Regions from separate parts of the Homo sapiens genome. Here region 2 is linked to region 1. A link is a contact called in ENCODE Hi-C or POLR2A ChIA-PET data. All regions are on one chromosome and are shown on one strand. The core of a region is the stretch at or near the end of the contact, and the rest is flanking DNA. Distances in the headings are between cores, read along the strand shown.

What was found. A loop is a pair of places that touch in the nucleus more often than their neighbours do. ChIA-PET counts read pairs that join two places held with the same protein, here RNA polymerase II (POLR2A).
Region 2: a map of psoas muscle shows a loop between it and region 1 (1.9-fold over the local background). The contact joins two enhancer-like sites. A Hi-C loop is called at or near these places in 3 of 168 maps with a recorded cell type or tissue (CD14-positive monocyte, psoas muscle and transverse colon). POLR2A ChIA-PET finds 5 or more read pairs at or near these places in 11 of 52 experiments (A549, BJ, HEK293T and 8 more).

What each region holds. Positions count from the first base shown.
Region 1 is chr20:35,323,742-35,330,476 of GRCh38, reverse strand. All of the region lies in intron 7 of UQCC1 (ubiquinol-cytochrome c reductase complex assembly factor 1), which reads left to right. Among named protein-coding and RNA genes, the nearest start is that of FAM83C, 35 kb to the right of the region's middle. Within about 2 kb of position 3,061, at least 6 of the 41 ENCODE cell types and tissues checked have a DNase peak (open chromatin) inside an H3K27ac peak, as active enhancers do.
Region 2 is chr20:35,365,470-35,371,815 of GRCh38, reverse strand. UQCC1 (ubiquinol-cytochrome c reductase complex assembly factor 1) reads left to right here. Exons shown (of 10, transcript NM_018244.5): 6 at 5,202-5,259. Among named protein-coding and RNA genes, the nearest start is that of UQCC1, 43 kb to the left of the region's middle. Within about 2 kb of position 2,999, at least 5 of the 41 ENCODE cell types and tissues checked have a DNase peak (open chromatin) inside an H3K27ac peak, as active enhancers do.

The DNA.
Region 1 (6,735 bases), core at 1,812-4,311:
GCTAGCCCTAGCTGGTCAGAATTGCCAAGCAGTCAGTGTTTTTATTTTATGCCATCTCCTAATCATTTCAGTGGCCGCCAAGCTCCTAGAAGCTTGACAGCCACAAAGATGATCCTAATTCAACCCTTTCCAAGTGAGGACACTCAGTCCTGGTCAGGAAAAAGGCTTGGTCAGTGTCATATAGTAGCGGTAGTAGCAGAGACTAAAACTCACTTCTCTTGATTGATTCTGTTGCTCTTTTCGTTACTTGATACTATCATCTTTGCTGTTCTCTAGAGCCACTACACACACCCTGCATTTTGTGTTGCTGGGAAAAGCCTCCAATCAAAGACCTCCTGATCCTTTTCTCTTAAGGTCAGCATTCCAGTGTCTAGCACAGTGCTTAGCACATGGTAAGCCTCCATCCAATATTGGTTGAATGGTGAATGAGTGAGTGAACTCACAGAGTCTATTCCTAACCCTATCTTCTTAGAATCAATTCTATACTTACACTGCAGTTTACCTGATTAAATTCATGCCAAATCGTTAAGGGTTGCCAACAGGATCTGTTTTAATGGTCCCAGATAACTCTTGCATTTTAACCAGAGTTTTCTGTAAATAGCGTCTTTGGAAAAAGCAGTGGTTGCAGTAGTAAGACATACAGGCACTGTGACGAGCTCTTGGGGTTGACTATGCCTCTCACTCCATGTCCTACCACAAGACTCTTTTCTCCTGTGGGCTTAACCCCTGCATTGGGTACCACCAGAGGGCAGTAGCTCCGCCAGGATCTGGGTGGGGCTATGTAAAAAAGTTCTGGAGGCTCTGAGGTCAGACCTAGGATACAGTAGAGACAGATGTTTCTTTCAGCTGCCCTGGGTGTGCCATGAGTATTTCTGGATCCATTGATGAGGCAGCTGTAACACTCTTTTCTCACTTTGTTTCCCCCAAAATGCTGAGTGAATGGCCCTGTGGGGTTGGTTGGAGCTGAAGGGGCCCAGCTAGAGTGGAGGGACTTGTTTTTCCATGTTCATTGTCCTCTCTTTAGCTGGTCTTTCTGAATGTCAGTGATCCTTGCCATCAATGTGACGTGCCTGGTTCTCAAAGGAGCAGGAGGAACTATAAGGAGCCCTTCTTTAAAACAACCACTATCAGGGCCTCAACTGTCCTACTGATGCTCAGATCCAGTCCTGACCTCTCACCTAAACTCACTGTCGGCTGCTTCTTCACTGGTCCTCCTGCCTCTTGACTCTCTTCATCTCAGATTCATTCTGCAAATCATTCAGCAGCCTGACTAATCATCCTAAACTCCCGGAGTTCGGGAATTGTCTCTTGTTTACTGCTGTAGCCTCAGCTCCTAAAACAGTGCTTGATGCCTGGGTAGTGCTGAATACATTTGATGAAGGCAATATTGAATGTATTTCCTCTAGATCCAGTAGCATTATTAATTTGTATGGTTTTATTAAGAATTGTTTCATTCATTTATTCAAGGAACATTTTTGTCTCTCGCCACATGCTAATCCCTGAATGTGGTTGGTAGATAATATACCAGAGATAAGTGATCTTACAGGGCTTACAATCTAGTTTATGCTGAGAAAGGAAGTTGAATCTTTCCTGGATTCACTTCCACACGAAACAGACGAACGAGAAAGATATGAGTTCACTTGCTTTTTTGTTTTGTGTTCACTGCAGGCTTCTTCCAGGAGTTATCCCAGGGCAGGGCTGAGTGTAATGGGAGGATGAGGCAGGAGAGTAGGTGAGCCCCAAGGTCCTGAGAGAAGCTTCAGAGACTTCCAGGCTCTCATCTCCAAGTGGGGGATTGGGTTGAGTTTATAACCTCCTTTCCAATGCAGTATCACAGAGTAGTTGAGAGTGCTCACATACTGAAGCCAGTTTGGACTCAAATCCTGCCCTAGCCATGTGACCTTGGGCAAGGTCTCTATGCCTGTTTCCTTTCTATGCCTCAGTTTTCTCTCCGTAAAATAGACATAACTGTAATACCCACCTTACATCGCTTGTAGCATTGTGAGGGATAAATGAGTTATCACATGTGAGGTTCTTTAAACAATGCCTGAGAGTGAAATAGATGTTTGCCACTACTAATTTACTTACTGTTAGGCATTTTCATCTGTTAATATGAAAAGGAAAAAGGAAAGGTGGTTTTGCATAGTTGTGATGGAAAAACTGAGGCTCAGAGTGATTAATCTTTCAGACTCACCAGGTGGGGAAACAGGGCTGTTGGGGCCCAAAATTTACTTAGATTTCAGTGCGTTTCCTAGGTCTGAGTTGGGACTTAAATACAGAACACCAAAGAGATCATCTCTTTAACATACAGCATTCTAACTGAGTTTGTCTCTTTCCTTTGGATAAAATACCTTTCTAAGAACATTTTACTGAGAAAAGAGGACAAAAGAGAATTACCCTATAAAGATGGAGTCACTCTCAGAACTCACAGGCTGTGTCAGTTCCATGCTTTTTTTTTTTTTTTTCCTTTTTTTGTGAGACAAAGTCTTGTTCTGTTGCCCCGGCTGGATTGCAGTGGCGTAATCTCACCTCACTGCAATCTTTGCCTCCTGGTTCAAGCAATTCTCCTGCCTCAGCCTCCCTAGTAGCTGGGACTACAGGCACCCACCACCATGCCCAGCTAATTTTTGTATTTTTAGTAAAGAAGGGGTTTCACCATGTTGGCCAGGCTGGTCTCAAACTCCTGACCTCAGGTGATCTGCCTGCCTTAACCTCCCAAAGTGGTGGGATTACAGAGGCATGAGCCACTGCACCCGGCTCTGTCAATTCCATTTTAAGGGATATCTGAACCTCACTCTTGGCCTCAACCTTGACCACCTCACTACTTAAGTAAGAATGATCATATGGCTTCTACCTGGGATCCAGGCTCAGCCATTCCCAGGATGCTTCTACAGGAATGTACAAACTATCCACTGAGTGGCAATTCTGTTTGAGCCTTAAAACAAACAAAAAAACTTGGACTAGGAGCCAGAAGACCTTGTCTCTGTGAACCTCTTGACCATTTATTAGCCAAGTGATAATTGGGTGAGTCACTTGACCTTTCTGAGCCTTTGCTTCCTCATGTCTTCAGCAGGGAACAGCCTCTTTCTCAGATAACCATTGGGTCAGTATTTTGGCAATTGTACAGCTCTGAACAGTGAGCAGTTAGGACACAGCAGTGAAAGACAAACATTCTGTGACCTGTGTGAAACAATGTAAATGTCTGCTTTACTGTTTTGAGCTTTAGACTTTGGTCTGACCCATTGTGCCCAGGTGGAGTTAGCAGTTAACTCCTGTGATTCAGTTCATTAGGGTGACCCCGCCCCTTTCACTCTTCATTGCTGTGGAGAAGAAGAAGGCAGGGCTGTTGGATGAAGGGTCAGGAACCTCAAGATCAGTAAGGGGCTAAATTTTGGGTCCTCTGAGAAAATGTTGCCATCTGGGCAATATGATATCTATTTTAGGATCGCTGGGAAAGGACTCGGGTCAGTGATCTCAGTGTTGCCTTTAGATCCTCTAGGTTGTTCAGGGCCTCAGCATCCATGACAAGTGACAGTGGCTCAGCTCTATTAGCAAAGAACTGACCAACTTGTTGATCTATATTCACCTGTTTGCCTTTTGTGTCTGTGCAGTTGACATGGTTGGTAGTGATGTGGAACAAGCATCCTGTAGTTTTCCACTGTACCCAGTCTGCCTAAATTTAATAGAAAATAATTAAAAAAGCCAAGTAGTGCCTGCAGCTTTTCTGCGCTCATAAATGCAGTCATGAGGCTCAGGGTGCAATTAGCAGCCTCCAAGTGTCTCTGGAAACCTGAGTGTGTCAGCGTCTTCTTGCTGACGGTAATCAGACCTCATGGCTGCAGTCAGAATGCAGAGGGCCCGGAGTAATGATACCGACCTACATGTAGTGAACAAATTACTGGAAAAGGGGCTCAGGCTCCTAGGCCCTGGTGTGTTATGCCTGTGCTCCACTGGAGACGCCTGCCGGGCTCAAACTAAATACACATCTTGCTCATATTACATCTTATCCAAGTAAGATTTTCCATTACCACAACATAGGAGACATGAAGGGCATGGTGATTGCTAAAATCATACAAGACTGGTTGTCTGCGCTTGGCACTGCCAGGGTCAGAAAGTCATCAGTGTATGATTGCATATAACTTGCATTCCGTTTTCATCTTTCTGTTCTCTCCACTTTCTTCAGTGAGGTCTGATTACATGCAAGTCATGGCCTCCCCTTTCCTCCTCCTCATCTACTCGATAATCAAATCCCGTTGCTCTGGCTGTAGTCATTTCTCTTGAAAGCATGCCTTCCTCTTTGTTCGTGTTGTCACTTCACATTGTTTCAGTTCCTTACAGACTCTCATCTACACCATTGTAGCAGCCTCCTCTGGTTTTCCTGCCTCTGGACCTTCCCCCAACTTTGTGATCTGTACTTCTAGGGTTACTTTTTGAAAATAAATCTGTCCATGCAATTTCCCTGTGCTTAAACCCCTTCCTTGTTCTTTCTTTCATGTGGCTGGCGTTCAGGGCCATTTACAATCTCACACAAACTGCCCTTCCAGCTCCACCTTCTGATTCTTGCCACCATGAGCAGCTTCTGTGTTTTTTTGTTTTTTTTGTGTGTGTTTTTTTGTTTTTTTTTTTACAAACTTCCCTTTGAAAATGCTGTACTTGTTCACCTCCCTGTGCCTTTACACATACCATTCTTTCTGTCTGAACATACCTGTTGACCCTTTAATACCCACTGTAATAAATGTTGCCTCTTCTCTCAAGCCTTTCAGTCCCTATACCATTACCGTTTTGTACATACAACGTGCTAGGTGTGTCTCCCACGTGAGATTGTAAACTTCTTGAGGACAAGTACTGTGTTTTATTGATTTTTTTACCTCCAGCATATACCACAGTAGAATACAGCAGTTACTCAATACGTGCTTATCAAACATGTACAATGCAACGTAGAATTCTGTACCAAGACCGTTTATAGTCTGGTGAGGAACATCAGTTAGCTCATGATACCACTGTGCCAAATGGATAAGTGTCCTAAGAGAGGCTTTAATACACACATGGTTAAGTCACAGATTGAAATGCCTGTCTGAGAAGAACTGTTTGTAACTGGGATTTCCTTTATTGTGGTAAAATATACATACATAATATTTATCATTTTAACCATTCATAAATGCTCAATTCAGTGGCATTAAGTACATTCACAGTGTTGTGTAACAATTTTCATTATCTATACCCAAAACATTTTCATTATCCCCAACAAAAACTCTGTGCCCATTAAATAATAATTTTCCCTTTCTTCCTCCCATCAGCCCCAGGTAGACTATTCTTCTTTCTGTCTCTGAAGGTACCTAAGTACCTCATATAAATCAAATTATACAATATTTGTCCTTCCATGTCTGACTTATTTCATTAAGCATAATGCATTTATGAGTGCATTTTTAAGGTCCATCCATGTTATAGCATATATCAAAATTTTATGCCTTTTTATGGCTGAATAATATCCCTTGGTATGTGTGTACCACATTTTGTTTATCCCTGTCATTGGACACTTGGGTTGTTTCCACCTTTTGGCTATCATAAATGATACTACTATGAAAATTGGTGTACAAATATATCAGTTCCAATTCCCGCTTTCAATTCTTTTGGACATATAGTTAGGAATGGGATTGCTGGGCTATATGGTAGTTCTATGTTCAGCCTTTTGAGAAACCGCCAAACTGTTTTCCACAGTGGCTGTACCATTTTACATTTTCTTCAACAATGCATGAGGGTTTCAGTTTTTCTACATCCTTGCCAATACTTATTTTTCTTTTCTTTTTAAATTATAGCCATCCTAGTGGGTGTAAATGGAATTATCTTGCTCGGCCAGGTGCGGTGGCTCACGCCTGTAATCCCAGCACTTTGGGAGGCCAAGGCGGGCAGATCACAAGGTCAGGAGATCGAGACCATCCTGGCTAACACGGTGAAACCCCGTCTCTACTAAAAATACAACAAATTAGCTGGGCGTGGTGGTGGGCACCTGTAGTCCCAGCTACTCTGGAGGCTGAGGCAGGAGAATGGCGTGAACCTGGGAGGCAGAGCTTGCAGTGAGCAGAGATGGCGCCACGGCACTCCAGCCTGGGCAAGAGTGCAAGACTGCGTCTCAAAAAGAAAAAGAAAAAAAAATTAGCTGGGTGTGGTGGTGCGTGCCTGTAATCCCAGCTACTTGGGAGGCTGACTTTAGCTAATTTAAGCAAACAAAGGATTTATTGGAAGGTAACTAAGGCTCATGGAATGGAGAGTTTAACAACAGAGCTCAGGAAGGAAAGATACAGGGCAGCTAAGGGATCTTAGCAATAGGAACTTATGTATAGTCTCTTTGGGGTGACCCAACTTTACTATTTTATTTATTTATTTTTTAGAAATGAGGTCTTGCTGTGTTGGCCAGGTTGGTCTTTAATTCTTGGCCTCAAGCAGTTCTCCTGCCATGGCCTTCCAAAGTGCTAGGATTACAGGCATGAGCCACTGTGCCCTGCCAAGGGTGATCCAACTGTAGCTTCCTTTTATATTTGGTTGTTTGTACTCTCAGAAGCAAGAGTCAGATTAGCTAAGCTTCAGCTATGTGCCCATCTCTGTGATGAGAGGACAGCATTCTAGGATCAACAGCCTGCCAACTCGTGGAAATGGGAAAGAGTAGGTCCTGAACATAAGGAAGAAATGCAGAGAGAGAAACCTCAGTGTCACAGTACTTCTAAGATCTACTGACCC
Region 2 (6,346 bases), core at 1,750-4,249, 41 kb before region 1:
CTGGTCTTGAACTCCTGGTCTTAGGCCTTAAGTGATCCTGCCTCAGCTTCCTGAAGTGCAGGGATTACAGGCATAAGCCACCATGCCCAGCCTGTTTTTTTTTTTTTTTTTTTTTTCTTTAAGTGCCTTCTTGAATCCATGTGTGAAGTATTTTTCATCAGGTCTTTTTAAAACCTCATCCTCAGGCTGGGCGCGGTGGCTCACGCCTGTAATCCCAGCACTTTGGGAGTCTGAAGTGGGTGAATCACTTGAGGTCAGGAGTTTGAGACCAGCCAGGCCAACATGGTGAAACCCCCACCCTCTACTAAAAATTAGCTGGGCATGGTGGTGGGTGCCTCTAATCCCAGCTACTCGGGAGGCCAAGGCAGGAGAATCACTTGAACCCGGGAGGCAGAGGTTGCAGTGAGTCGAGATCACACCACTGCACTCCAGCCTGGGCGACAGAGCAAGACTCCATCTCAAAAAAAAAAACAAAAAAAACCCTCATCCTCAGATGTCTATTTAATGTCTATTTTATATTTGATTCAATAAATAACTCAGAAATTTCTTAGAATTATTTTGAAAGGATGTTTACTAGATAACTTTGTCTTGGCCAGCTGTTCATTATTGAAGGTTCTTCAGTTAATATTGTAGTATTGAATAATAAGACTTTTTACGTATTTAACATATCATGTTTCAATTCATAGCCTGGTGTAAACTACTTATAAAACTTAAGAAAAGTTTATAAATAACTGTTTTATACTATTAGCTCATATAGTATGGTTTTATATTTGTCTCATTTAGGAGTTACAAAATATTGTGGGCTAGGAAGGGCTTGTATTACTGTTTTCATTTTGTTTTATTTTGTTTTCAGAAACAGTTGAGGCTCAAAGGGGCTAAGTGACTCACCCAGGGTTGCCTAGCCAAGCCTTGAACCTGTGTTGTCTGGTTTAAAATCCAGGGATTTCTCCACTATAACATATTGTCTGTGAATGAGTGTAATTGCAAATTAGAAAATGTAATTCATTTTAATATTTTTTGTATTTTGTTATATTTAAATGCAAACTACCTCTGTGAGATTTTCTATTAGTATTGGAAACTGATGTTTATACTAATTATAGTGTGAATCTATTGGTGAGCTTTGTCTTAGCTTAGTCTTTGAAGTAGTTACCTAGGGAGAAAGTAAATTTTTTAGTAACGCTACTCTTCAGGTTTTCTGAGACTCAATTTGAGAATTTCCTTTTGAGACCTATAGCATGTTCATTTTTATTACATTCTGTTGTGGCCCATCTTTGTCATTTGTGGGTAGATTAAGTTTTCATATCAAACCAAAGTGCTTCCAAACTGTGGCTAGTGAATAAAAAGGGAACAAATCTGGAATATACCTTCTGGATGCAGAAGATGACAAATATCTTTCAAATAATTACACTGACTTTCCTGTGGCTTGGATTCTAAAGAGTAGGCCAGACAGGTTTGAAATAAGAGAAAGGGGCTGGGTGCAGTGGCTCACACGTGTAATCCCAGCAGTTTGGGAAGCCAAGGCAGGAGGATCCCTTGAGCTGAGGAGTTCAAGACCAGCCTGGGCAGAAAAAAAAAAAAAAAGAAACAAGAGAAAGCAGTATATATATATTGCTTCCCAAGATTGTACTTTTTAAAGTGGTCATTGCTCACTTGGACTTGTGGTATTTTAGGGCTTAACTTTTGGAGTCCTGAGAATTCAGCAGCCCGCTGTTTCTTAGATATTTTGAGGATGTCTTTTGTCTGAGCATGTTGCACTGATGAGTACACTGCGGTTTGCTGACTGGTCTTTTAGAGATGTTTGCTGTGAAGAGCACTTTGGAGCAGAGGTGGTCAATCAGTAGAGCTCCTGTTGAATTCCACAGTGTTGTCTGCAGACTGCTTTGTCTTTAACCCTTAAGAGACTGGAGGCCTTGGAGAGGAGGCTCCTTAATGAATACATTCTGAGTCTGTGGTTGAGGTTTATCACTGATACAATCTGAAATAATTAGTGGGGTTTTTCAAAGATAATTTCAATTCTACTATTTAAATAATTTGCTGAAAACCAACAATAGTGAATATTTATTGAGTACCTACTAACTTAATACTAACCATTTTGCTAAACATTTTATAGGCCTTATCTCATTCTCACAAAAATCTTACAAGGTCAGTTATCTTGTTTTTCTCATTTTTACAGAGAAGAAAATTGAGTAATTTTACCCAGTGTCACATAGTGAGTGAGAGGTAGAGTCAAAGAATTGAATCAGGCAGTCTGACCCCACATTAAATGTACAACTGTGTTATGCTGCCACCCCATAACAGTAATGAACTATTTAATTGTATCCAACTTGATGTCAAGAAAGAAAGTGCCTAGCTTCAGAAACTAAAGCACTGAATGTGCATTGGAGCAAGAGTGTGATCATGGCAAAATACTACAGCAGGTTTTAACTTTGAAGTGTTTAAATGCATTTCATTGAACTAAAGAATCTGCTGTATTTTTGCATAGTTCACAGTCAACAGTCAATGGTGTTACTTTTTAGGGCTTTACCCTGTGGGTTTCTGTTCTGACACCAGTGTGTATAGGGACTCAATCATATGCCAGCACTTTTCCCACCCTCAGCCCTGAGGTGACCCCAGAAGGGGAAATGGTGACCCAAGTCCAGCTGCTGGCCTGTCTGTCTGTGCTTTCCAGCCCAAGAACTGATTCCCTCTCTGAGAAAATTGGAAAGGCTCCTGGAGGCTGCTGAGAAGCTTTGATGTAGAGGTAGCAATTGAACAGATTGTCCTTTAGAAGCAGCCAAATTTCATTTTCCAGATTGAAAGACAGACTTCCAAGAAAATTTTTCTTTTTAATGTTTTGTTCTAGCATCCAAAAAAGACCCAACTTCAGATCCGGGCTTCAGAGTTTCTCAGGGCTATTCTTGTCTAGGTGGAGGGTGGTTGGCCCATTCTCAGATGGCATGTGTCTTAATAGCTGTATGGCTGGCCAGGCCAGCCTTCAGCTCCCTCCTGCTGGGCTCTGAGAGGAAGTCGACTTGACAGCTGCTAGGCACCTCCCAGTAAGCTCACCAAAGTATTTTGGTGTCACTTTGTGACAGACTTGGATTCAAACTGCAGCCCTGCCACTAGCTTGTTAATATTGTGGCTGCCCACACGTTACTTAGTTTGAGTCTGTTTCCTCATCTCTAAAATGAGGATTATAATGCTTCCCTCCAGGGTTAAAGTGAGGATTGAGTGAGATAATGTATTGACATGGCTTGCAGTAGATCTGGTATGCAGATGGGCCCTTAGTGAGTTAGTTTCTGATAGTGGTATTAGAGAGGCTGTTAGAGCAGGATTAAGAACACAGTGTTTGGAATCAAGTAGATCTGAATTTGATCTCAGGTGTCTCTTTTCATAGCTGTATGACCTTGAACAGCAATTGTCTTGGTCTCTCTGAGTCAGTTTTCTTACCTGTCAATTTGGGATAATATCAATGCCTACCTCAGGGTTATTGGGAGGATTCATTGAGCTCATGGATGTAAAGAACCCAGTAGAACATCTGGCACATAGTAAGCCCGCAGTGAATTACAGCTCTTTATTATTGGTGCTGTTAATGTACCTCATGGGGGTCCGGGCCTATGTGTTATCTCCTAGTGTCCCCTCTTTGTTATCATTTAGTACATCATGTACCTTGATGGTTGCTGAAAAGCAGAGGATAGCGCTTCTTTCTTGAGTCATTGCCCCAAAGGACAGATTCTACCATAAGGGCCCAAATTCCCCACTTATTCTCTTTTTGCATCTTCCTCTTGCTCTGGCTTTTCTCCCTGTTATGTAATAAGGCGGGCACATTCAGTGGGAGACCCCTCATCCAGCAGGAGGCTTTTCTTAGCTGAGTGAGAATTGAGAGGCTTTGATGTCTGAGCACAGAACTAATTTGTGGGATCTGAAACCAAGGAGAAGCCCTTCCCAGTTTTGTCATTTCTGGGGGGGTGATGAACAGCCTTTCAGTAAGTACAATATGCTTTCTTATTCAGCTGCAGCTCCCTAGAGCCCTGATTTTTTTCGCCTGATCTTTTCTTTTTCTTTTTTCTTATTTTTGAGACAGGGTCTTGCTGTGTCACTCAGGCGTGAGTACAGTTAAATGATCTTGGCTCACTGTAACCTCTACCTCCCTGGCTCAAGTGATCATTCCACCTCAGCCTCCCAAGTAACTGGGACTATAGGTGCATGCCACCATGCCTAGCTAATGTTTGTAGTTTTTTGTAGAGATGGGGTCTCACTATGTTTCCCAGGCTGGTCTCAAACTCCTGGGCTCAAGCAATCCACCCACCTCAGCCTCCCTAAGTGCTGGGATTACAAGTGTGAGCCACTGCACCCAGCTCCTGGTCATTTCTTTTGGGCAAATCATTTAGCACACCCATATCCATAGCACATTGGGTACCTTAGAGAAAGAAGACAGGAAAAGGATACTAGAAAGACTTAAGCTTCTCAGTGGAGCCCAACTGAAAAAAGTAAGGGAGTGTTTGCCTAGCTTTTCAGAATTCAAGCCCATGGAGGGAAAATACTGTAGAAGCACACGGAAGCTGGAAGGAACCATAGAAATCATCTAGGCCACATTCTGCAAAGTGAGAAAACCAAGACTCAAAGGGGAGAAGTGATTTGTCCAAGGCCACATAACAAGCTGGTAACAGGGCTGGAACTAGAAGGCTGGTGGTCTGACTAAATTCAATGGGTTGTTTTTTTGTTTGTTTTTTTTTTTTTTTTTAGACAGAGTCTCACTCTATTGCCCAGGCTGGAGTGCAGTGACGTGATCTTGGCTCACTGCAACCTCCGCCTCCCAGGTTCAAGTAATTCTCCTGCCACAGCCTCTTCAGTAGCTGGGATTACAGGCGCCCACCACCACGCCTGGTTAATTTTTGTATTTTTAGTAGAGATGGGGTTTCGCCATGTTGGCCAGGCTGGTCTTGATCTCCTGACCTGAGGTGATCTGCCCACCTCGGCCTCCCAAAGTGCTGGAATTACAGGCATGAGCCACCGCATCCATCCTTTTTTTTTCTTTTACTCCTGGCGTGCTATGATTCAAAGTTCTTTTATCCTGTGGTCTCGCCCTATTGTTCTACTGGACTTTTCTGCAATAGCATAATCAGAGAGCACCATAAGTGCCGTGCCTGCCAATATTTAATATATGGTCAATATGCTTCCTTTAAACCCTCACATACTTATACCTTATTGTTATTTTCTAGGGTGTCAGATGCCTGATACATTCAATTCATGGTTTCTTATAACCCTACTCCACGTCTGGTAAGTGAGCAATTTAAATGAAGTCACCAAATGTATTTTTTTAAACACTGCTGACTTGTAAGGTATAGCCTTCAGGAGGGCTGATTATATGAAATGGCAGTTGTTCAGGTGTTAAAAACTGTTCCTTTCATTTTAATAACTGGTGTCTTGAAGCACATTTTTATTAAAGGTCAAAGCATAAGCCCAGAAGGAAACTAATATTTGTAGGATTTTTTCAGAGAACACCTAACCCAGTGAACAATGCTATCAGTATCTCTTAACACACTCTATGAGCTTGGATGGAAAGTTTTCTCTCCCTTGGCTGTTTTAGGAAAGTTCACATTTACGTAAAAGTGGTTTGAATTGTGAGAATCCGTGGTCATTTTCATTGCTGGTCATCAGAAACCTATAACAAATTATAGCACTGACATTTACGCCTGTACCTCTAAAATGTGCATACAAGTTAGCTTCATGCCAGGTTTGTTGCATGTAAAAATATTTAACACCTTAAACAGTATATTTTTTCTTCAGCTGTGAAATAAGTAGCCAAAAAAAATCAATTTTTCATCTAATGTTACACAGTATTAAAGGTCAGAAGGATATAGGAGAGTCGTTGAAGTCAGGGGCTGGGGAATGTATTTATTGAACTGCCAGATCTTGGGAAAGTAAATTCTGGAGAACTAAGTTTACTACTTTGACCATAGTGAGTATCTGAGGAACATGGGAATGGCTGCCCTGTCAAAAGGACCCTTGTTTGAGACTGCCTTCAGCTGAACCTTTGCATCATACAACTGACTACTATATACTTTTTGGTTTTGATCACCTCTGAAATGTTTCTTCCTCTGTACTCACACAGTTACACTGAGTTTGGCTTAGGGGCCTAAGGTGGCAGTTTATTTTATGCTTTTTTTTTTTTTTTTTTAGACATAGTCTCACTGTGCTGCCTAGGCTGAAGTGCAGTGGTGCAGTTGTGGCTCACTACAACCTCCGTCTCCCAGGTTCAAGTGATTCTTGTGCCTCAGCCCTCCGAGTAGCTGGGATTACAGGAGCCCACCACCACGCCCATATGATTTTTTTGTATTTTTAGTAGAGACAGGGTTTCACCATC